Linked DNA regions of Homo sapiens: region 2 is linked to region 1. A link is a contact called in ENCODE Hi-C or POLR2A ChIA-PET data. All regions are on one chromosome and are shown on one strand. Each heading gives the region's core, a stretch centred on a gene start or an enhancer-like site at or near the end of the contact. The rest is flanking DNA. Distances are from core to core; before and after follow the strand shown.

Region 1 (4,422 bases), core at 1-2,500:
CCACCATGCCCAGCTAATTTTTGTATTTTTAACGGAGACGGGGTTTCGCCATGTTGGCCAGGCTGGTCTGGAACTCCTAGCCTCAAGTGATCTGCCGGCCTTGACCTCTCAAAGTGCTGGGACTACAGGCGTGAGCCACCACACCCAGCAGAGGAATTCCAGAACCTGCCCAAGGTCACACAGCAAGAGGGTCACAGAGCCCACAGCCCCTCCGACAGGGAACTTAAGGGCAAGAAGGAAGTTGAGTTGCTCAAAGACCGCGGGTTAGCAGTGGGGCCGGGCTGGTCACCACCATGTGCCTCTTCCCTCAAGACCAGGGCCAAAATGGCTTCAATATATTTCAAAGGAATTAAACTGGAAAAACAAAAGTCCTCAGCAAACTAAATTTCCTGTTTTGGCTTTTTCATGTGTTCTACGATGAGTATGTCTTATTTTTGCAATCAGGAAACCAAACCCCATAAAAACGTTTTTTTCTTTAAGTCTGCGCAGGTGTTTCTCAATGTACTGGCAGCCTGAGGGGAGGGAGAGGAGGTAGGGAGGGGAAGAGAGGTCAGAAAGGCGCCTGTCCCAGCCAGGTTCCTTACCTGTCCACGGAAGACACGGCCCTTCCTCTTCTATGGTTCTCCCGAACCCCTCCAACTGGAGTCCGAGTTACTCTATTTGGCACCAAGTTCAAACAGGACACCCCTGGTTTCAAATTCGTCTCGGCCACTTACTATCTGTGTGGCCTTAAGGAAGTCACTTCACCTCTCTGGGCCTCTTATTCCTCATGTGTGAAATGGACACAAATGCTGGCCGACGCGGTATACAATAAGAGCTCAATAAATGTTCGCGTCCCTGATGTCCCCAACACCTGAAGATCAGCATGCGTCTCGTCTCTCTTTGCTGCCGATTTATTTTACTGATTCACTAGTGAGCATTTATTGAGCGCCTTCTGTACGCGTGGGCCGATGCCCAGCGCTCGGATGGTCGCCGACCTGCTAAGGGACAGGGGCGGGAAATCGGGGCTGCGCTTCCCAGGAAAGAGACCTCAGGAACATCTCCGTGCTCCGTTTCCCGTCCGGACGGAGGCTGAGAAGTCGAACTCGGGGCGCCCGGGTCCTCCGGCCGTGCGGGGAGGCGGCTCTTTCTTACCTCGGGCCGGGCCTGGGACCAGCAAACTCCGAACCTCGACCTCGCAGGGCCTCGCAGCCTTCCAGGTCCCTGGCCGCCGGACCGACCTTGCGCCAGCGAAGCCGCCAGTCCGGGTGCCCCGCCTGCTGCAGCGTCCGGGCCCCTACTCTTCCCGTCCGGGCCCGCCCCGGCTCGCCCCGCCCCGGTCTCGGCCACGCCCTCAGGACACGCCCCCTCGGGGCTCGCCCCGCCCCTGCCCTTAAAGGTACAGCTCCCGGGGAGCTTCGTAGGGTCTTCCCACTCTCCACCGTCCTCTCCCTCCGCTTTGAAACTGAGATACAAGCCGATGGGTAAGGACTGCAGGAAGCCGGAGAGGGACATTTAGAGGGTGAAACTAGGAGGTTCATTTCCCGAGGGTAGAGGAACCAGAGGGTGTCAAGCTGCTCCTGGTAATGAATGGTGACAAAGAGGTTTGGGAAAATCCCAGGTGGAGAAAGCCCCACCCTGCCCAGGAAAGTTCTCGCGGTTTCACTGAAATCCTTCTGAGATCCTAATTGGGTTCAACATTCCCCTCTAGTAGCATAGCTTTTTTTTTTTAATTTAAATTTTAATTTTTTAAGCCAGGGTCTCACTCTATCGCCCAGGCTGGAATGCAGTAGCAGCTGTCACGGCTCACTAAAGCCTCGACCTCCGAGGCTCAAGCAATCCTCCCACCTCGGCCTCCCAAGTAGCTGGGACTGCAGGCAAGTGCCATCATGCCCGGCTAATTTTGTTCATTTTTTGTAAAATGTTCTTACTATGTTGGTCAAACTGGTCACGAACTCCTGGGCTTATATAATCCTCCCGCCTCAGCCTCCCACGTAGCTGAGACCACAGGTGTGTGCCACCAAACCAGGCTAGTTTTTAAAATTTTTTATAGAGACGAGGTCTCTATATGTTGCCCAAGTTGGTCTCAAACTCCTGGTCTCAAGCGATCCTTCTGCCTCTGCCTCCCAAAGTGTCAGAGCTGTGTAAACCAGAGCAACTCCATCTCGAGTGGGGCTGGGTAAAATGAGGCTGAGACCTACTGGGCTGCATTCCCAGACGGTTAAGGCATTCTAAGTCACAGGTTGAGATAGAAGGTGGGCACAAGATACAGGTTATCATAAAGACCTTGCTGATAAAACAGGTTGCAGTAAAGGAGCCAGCCCAAACCCACCAAAACCAAGATGGTGACAAGAATGACCTCTGGTTGTCCTCACTGCTGCACTCCCATCAGCGCCATGGCAGTTTACAAATGCCATGGCAACGTCAGGAAGTTACCCTATATGGTCTAAAAAGGGGAAACATAGATAATCCACCCCTTGTTTAGCATATCATCAAGAAATAACCATAAAAATGGGCAACCAGCAGCCCTCAGGGCTGTTCTGCCTATGGAGTAGCCATTCTTTTATTCCTTTACTTTCTCAATAAACTTGCTTTCACTTTACTCTATGGAATCACCCTGAATTCGTTCTTGCGCGAGATCCAAGAACCCTATCTTAGGGTCTGGATCAGGACCCCTTTCCTGTAACAAAAGTGCTTGGATTACAGGTGTGAGCCACCATGCCCACCTTTTTATCTAATATTTAAAATTTGTATTTAATTTTTTCCCTTTTCTTTTTGCTAATCTCTGTATTGTTCCAATTTTAGTATATGTGCTGCCGAAGGGGGCACATAGCATCGTTTTTAAAAGAAGGTGGCAAACAAATCAAGACCGAGGAGTTAGTGATCTGCTGATGGATGTACCAGTATCTCCCCCTATTTCCAGTTTCCCAGCCTCCTGGGGAAGCTCTGTTCATCCTGCCTTTTCTTCTGTTGGGGGGATGGGGGAATGGGAGGAGGCAGGCATGGGGCCTGGACCTGGGGTCCTTAAGGCTGGAGTGTGTCCTCCCAGGCCACTCCTGCCTGCAGCCCCACTTCTGCCATTAGCATGCATCTAGTCACCCCATCTCTTATCCTTACGGTAGGACCTGCTTCCTCGTCATGGGCAGGACCCAGGCCCAACGCCAAGCCTGGCATTCAAGGCCCTTCAGCATCCAGCCCTAGCACACCTTTCTGAAATCGTCTTTCACCCCTACCTCCACCTCCTGCCCAGTAGTGCTCCCTGTTCCCTGAACGTATCGGCCTCTTGCTCACAGCCACCTGCCTCTGCTCCTTCCGAGCCCCCTGCCCTGATGACACCCTATCTCTTTTCCACCTGACAAACTCTTACTCATGTTGTCAGGCTCAGCTCAGAGGTCACCGCCACTAGGGGGTCTTCCACCCTCCCCCCAACCCCTCCACATGGCCACAGGGCTCCCCACCTTCAGAGCACACCTCTAATTCCCACCTCTGGGCAGGTGACATTGTGATCTGGAGCATGATGTGTTTGGAATCGCAGAACATCAGGTTTCTGTAGGACCTTCTATAAACACTTAGAGCCTCTCTTTGAGCCTCAGTTTCCCCCTTGGTGAAATGGGAGTGATACTAGTACCAACCTCCTGAGGTCCTTCCAGATGTTTTTCCTTATCTTTTTTGAGACAGGGTCTCCTTCTGTCACCCAGGCTAGAATGCAGTGGTGTGATCTTGGCTCACTGCATCCTTGACCTCCTGGGCTCAAGCGATCCTCCCGCCTCAGCTTCCCAAGTAGCTGTGACTACAGTCGTGTGCCACCATGCCTGGCTCGTTTTGTTCATTTTTTGTAGAGACAGGGTGTCACTATGTTGCCCAGGCTGGTCCTGAACTCCTGGGCTCATGCAATCCCCCCACCTTGGCCTCCCAAATTGCTGTGATTACAGGCATGAGCCACCATGCCTAGCTGAAATAGGACACTGTGAAGAGCCCCAAACCCCATGCTGGATGCTGAGTCAACACTCCCTCAGTGGAAGGGTTTGTTGTCCCCATTAATTATTCCATTGTTGGCTGGGCGTGGTGGTTCGCACCTGTAATCCCAGCACTTTGGGAGGCTGAGGTGGGCAGATCACCCGAAGTCAGGAGTTCAACACCAGCCTGGCCAACATGGCAAAAACCCGTCTCTACTAAAAATACAAAAATTAGCCAGGCATGTGGCACAAGCCCACAATCTCAGTTACTTGGGAGGCTGAGGCACGAGAATTGTTTGAACCTGGAAGGTGGAGGCTGCAGTGAGCCCAGATCATGCCACTGCACTCCAGCCTGGGTGACAGTGAGACTCCATCTCAAAGAAAAATAAAAAATAAAAATTATTCCATTGTTACAACAATGCATTAACTTACCTTTCCATGTCCCCCACAGGCTGGGAGCACCTCGAAGCAGCACCAGGCCAGGTTC
Region 2 (4,722 bases), core at 555-3,054, 360 kb before region 1:
ACTCCAGCCTGGGTGACAGAGTGAGACTCTGTCTCAAAAACAAAACAAAACAAAAACCTCCTAAAATGTATAAATAGCAAGAAAATGAGGGGCAAATGTGGTAAAAAATATAATGGCTAAAAAGTCTAAGGAAGTTCTTTGTGTGCATCTTGTAAATTTTCTCAGCATTTCAAATTACTTCAAAATAAAGTGTTTTTTTAAATAACAAATAAAGCACAGGCTTTGGAGTCAGGCAGTGTGTTAGTGTGAGAACCTAGCCTGACAACTTCCTAGCTGTGTGATCACGGGCAAATGTTTCCACCTTTGTGAGCCTCCATGTTCTCATCTGAAAAAGGAACCTTAGGACTACGCCTGCCCAGCCTGCCTACCTCTCGGTGTTGCAGTAAAAGTTGGATAAGGGCAGGAAAGGCCCTTAATGAGCATGTGCATTAATCGAGGTTTTTCCAGAACTAACAGGGTATTTATATTTATTTTGAGGTATTTATTTTAAGGAATTGGCTCATGTGATTGTGGAGGCTGGCAAATCCAAAATCGGCAGGGTAGACTGGCAGGTGGGAGACCCAGGAAGGAGTTGCTGCTGCAAGTGGAGGCCAAGGCACTGCAGCCGAATTCCCTCTTCCTTGGGGGAGCTCAGTCTTTAGTCTATTAAGGCCTTCAACTGATTGAATCAGGCCCACCACCTTACAGATGATAATCCACTTTACTCAAAAAAAAAGTCTACCAATGTAAATGTTAATCTTATCTTTAAAAAATACCTTCACAAAAAGATCTAGGATAATGTTTGACCAAATATCTGGGTACCTGGGCTCAGCCAACTTGACACATAAAATTAACCATCCCAGTATGGAAGGGCCCTGGTCCCCCACTACATCTTGGAGATTTTTGCCTTCTCTGTGAATTATTATTGCTGGGCCAAGGCAGCTGGCTGGGAGTCCTCTGCGAGTTTTGTTTTCAAAGCTCTGGGCACAGGAGTTGCATGTCTGTCTCCTTTCTGGCTCACACACTTGGGGTGTGTTTTCTTGCCCTTGCGAGGCTGGACAAGTGCCTCATACGGTCCCTCGGCTGTCCACAAGTGTGCTGAGAAACTGGACACACAGAGGTTCCCACCCGCTGACCACACGGGGGCCTGTGTTTACCCAGAAGCAGACCAAAACCTGAGTCCAGCTAGGTCCCTGCTTTGCTGTGTGTCCCTGAGCAAGTCAGTTCCCTCTCTGGGTCTCTTTTTCCTCTCTGCCGCTTTCCCTGAATGTGAGTTCCCTGGCCACTGAGAACAGGGGGAAAGGGACAGAGCCTCAAAAGATGACCTGTGCGCCCCTGCTTCTAAGCACTTTGCAGGTATTATTTAATCATCAAGCTAATCCTACGAGAGAGCTGCCATTTTCCCCCAGCTTACAGATGGGGGAATTGAGGCGCGAAGAGGGCAGGCGATGTGCTCAAGGACAGACATCTAGCAGGTATGAAGCCCTCACAATGGGGTTCTAGAGGCTGTTTAGTTAACCTCAAGTTTTGGGGAGCCCCTGAAGGGCTGGTCACCACGCTGCCGGGGACAGGGAAAGCCTCTGAGCTTGAGTCAGTTTTGGTTTCCCTGCTGGGGTGCAGGAGTCAGTAAACCTTGCTGCAAGGGGCGGGGAAGAGCATTTGAGCTTAAGTTAGTTTTGGTTTCCCTGCCCCGGATGCAGGAGTTGGTAAACTCACTGCAAGGGGCAGGGCAGAGCCTCTGAGCTTAAGTTAGTTTTGTTTCCCTGTCCCGGATACAAGAGTTGGTAAGCTCGCTGCAGTGGGTGGAGAGAGGCCTCTAGACTTCAGTTTCAGTTTCCTGGCTCTGGGCAGCAGCAAGAATTCCTCTGCCTCCCATCCTACCATTCACTGTCTTGCCGGCAGCCAGCTGAGAGCAATGGGAAATGGGGAGTCCCAGCTGTCCTCGGTGCCTGCTCAGAAGCTGGGTTGGTTTATCCAGGAATACCTGAAGCCCTACGAAGAATGTCAGACACTGATCGACGAGATGGTGAACACCATCTGTGACGTCCTGCAGGAACCCGAACAGTTCCCCCTGGTGCAGGGAGTGGCCATAGTGAGTCCAGGGCTGAGGTTGGGTCTCTGGGAGGCAGGAGATTCCACGGCGGCAGCAAGGCCGAGCTACTGGGTGCTGGGTGCCTATTATGTGCGAGGCCCACACTTGGGTGGGATGTGGTGTAGGAGTCTCAGGCTCTGGAGCAGGCGCTTGCTCCAGAGCTGTGTGACACTGGGCAGGCTACTTAACCTCTCTGTGCCTCAGTCTCTGACTCTGTAAAATGGGGAGAGGCATAATACCCACTTCAGAGTATCGTAAGGCTTGAGCACATCATGTTCTTAGCAAAAGACTGGCAGTGCTCAGTGAATTCACTGTGATTACTCACTGCGATTTTCTTCTATCCTCTCCACAGTACAGAGGAGTAAACTTAGGGAGGCTAGAGAACTTTGTTCAAACTACCCAGGTTGCCTTGTGGTTTCTCCGCAGCAAGAAGGAGTGGCTTTTATCAGTTAGAAATATTTGGTTTTGTGGACACAAATCTCAGGACTGAGGCTGAAAATTCTGGACCTCTGGGGAGGAAGGGGGACTGGGGAGATGCCAGGACCCTAGAATTGGGGGCGTGGGGGTCCTGATGGCCCAATACTATCCTCTTAGCCTCCTGAGCTGCTGACGTCCCTTCTCTGCTGCTGCCACACTTTTTGGTCTCTACCCCTTGCACACATCCGCTAGTGCCTCAATAAAGAAATCTAGACACGTGGTGTCCCCAGCCCTGGCCCAGGCCAGCAAGCTAAGGCAAGTTTGGTTAATAGCTATTGTCAGAACTGGGATTTTAAGCCTGGGTAATTGGCTTGAGGGCATGCATGTTTAACCACTACACTATCCTGCCTCTCAATTTTTTTTTCCTCATGGAAGTAAAACAGAAAAAGTGCCCAGATCAAAGTGTCCAGCTTGATAGGTAGCCACAAACAATGTAACTGTGTAACCCCCACCCAGATCCAGAAACAAAACATTCTCAGCCCCCCAGAGCCCTGGGCCCCCGATCCAGTCAGCACCTCCAAACCCAGGTAGGCAATCTCCTGACTTCTAACAGCATAGACACGTTTTGCCTGTTTTTAAACGTTTTACAATTATAGGGTGACCAACTATCCCAGTTCATCCAAGATTGGGGTGTTTCCTGGGATGTGGGACTCTTGGTGTGAAAGCTGGGAATGTAAACCAGGATGCATGGGTGAACCCTACATAAATGGCATCATGGGCTCTGTGTGCTTTAGTGCGTGGTTTCTCTGACCTATGATGTTTATGAAATTTATGTTGTGGGGTACAGTTGTTTATCTTTTCATTGTTGTGTCAATTCCATTATGTGAATATTCCACATTTGTCCATTCTACTGTGTTTTTTTATTTTTACATAATTGTGCATATTTATATGGGGTACATGTGATATTTGGACACATGGATACAATGTGAAATGATCAGGGTAGTTAGGATATCCATCACCTCAAACATTGATCATTTATTTGTGTTGAGAACAGTTCAGATCTTCTCTTCTAACTATTTTGAAATATATAATAAATTATTGTTAACTATAGTCACCCCATTGTGCTATCAAACACTAGAATTTATCCCTTCTATCTAACTGTATGTTTGTATCCATTAACCAACTTCTCTTCATTTCCTCCTCTACTTCCCAGCCTCTGGTAACTATGATCCTACTCTCTACCTCCATGAGATCAACTTTTTTTAACTTCCACATAAACACATGCAATATTGTCTTTCTATGCCTGACTTATTTCATTTAACATAATGACCTCTAGTTCCATGCACATTGCTGCAAATGACAGAATTCCATTCTTTTTGTGTCTGAATAGTATTCTATTGTGTATATATACTACATTGTCTTTATCCATTCAGCTGCTGATGGATACGTTGGTTGATTCCATATCTTGGCTTTTGTGAATAGTGCTGCAATAAACATGAGGGTGCAGTTATCCCTTTTTTGGATAAATACCTAGTAGTGGGATTGCTGGATTGAATGGCAGTGCCATTTTTATTTTTTTTAGAAACCTCCATACTGTTTTCCGTAATGACTGTGCTAATTTACATTCCCACCAACAGTGTGTAAGATTCCCTTTACTCCAAATCCTTGCTAGCGTTTATTTTTTGTCTTTTTGATAATAGCTATTCTAACTGGGGTGAGATGGTATCTCATTGTGGTTTTGATTTGCATTTCCCTAGTGATTAGTGATGTCAAGCATTTTTTCATATACCCATTGGCCATTTTGTATGTCTTCTTTTGAGAAATGTCTATTTAGGCCCTTTGGCTGCTTTTTAATGGGATGGGTTGTTTTCTTTGCTGTTGAGTTGTTCACGTTCCTTGTATATTCTGGATATTAAACCCTTGTTGGAAAAATAGTTTCCAAATATTTTCTCCCATTCTACAGCTTGTCTTTTCACTCTTGATTGTTCCCTTTGATGTGCAGAAGCTTTTTCATTTAATATAGTCCCAATTGTCTATTTTTTGTTTTTGTTGCCTGTGCTTTTGAAGTCTTAGCCACAAAATACTTGCATAGACCAATATCATGAAGCATTACTCTTCTGCTTTATTCTATTAATTTTATCATTTCAGGCCTTATGTTTAACTCTTTAACCCATTTTTAGTTAATTTTTTATAAGATGACAGACGGGGGCCTAGTTTCATTCTTCTACATATGG

What was found. Hi-C counts contacts between places; a loop is a spot of excess contacts on that map. ChIA-PET counts read pairs that join two places held with the same protein, here RNA polymerase II (POLR2A). Pooled maps may share reads with other maps.
Region 2: a map of CD8-positive, alpha-beta T cell shows a loop between it and region 1 (4-fold over the local background). The contact joins the promoter of OAS2 here to the promoter of SLC8B1 in region 1. A Hi-C loop is called at or near these places in 2 of 168 maps with a recorded cell type or tissue (CD8-positive, alpha-beta T cell and naive thymus-derived CD4-positive, alpha-beta T cell) and 10 of 50 pooled maps. POLR2A ChIA-PET finds 5 or more read pairs at or near these places in 2 of 52 experiments (activated T-cell and naive thymus-derived CD4-positive, alpha-beta T cell).

The regions. Positions count from the first base shown.
Region 1 is chr12:113,333,859-113,338,280 of GRCh38, forward strand. SLC8B1 (solute carrier family 8 member B1) reads right to left here and starts at 1,251. Exons shown (of 16, transcript NM_001358345.2): 1 at 585-1,251. RefSeq lists a silencer at 1,172-1,461.
Region 2 is chr12:112,976,715-112,981,436 of GRCh38, forward strand. OAS2 (2'-5'-oligoadenylate synthetase 2) reads left to right here and starts at 1,805. Exons shown (of 10, transcript NM_002535.3): 1 at 1,805-2,071. The coding sequence starts at 1,895. RefSeq lists enhancers at 1,350-2,159, 2,380-2,459, 2,630-2,709, 2,820-2,969.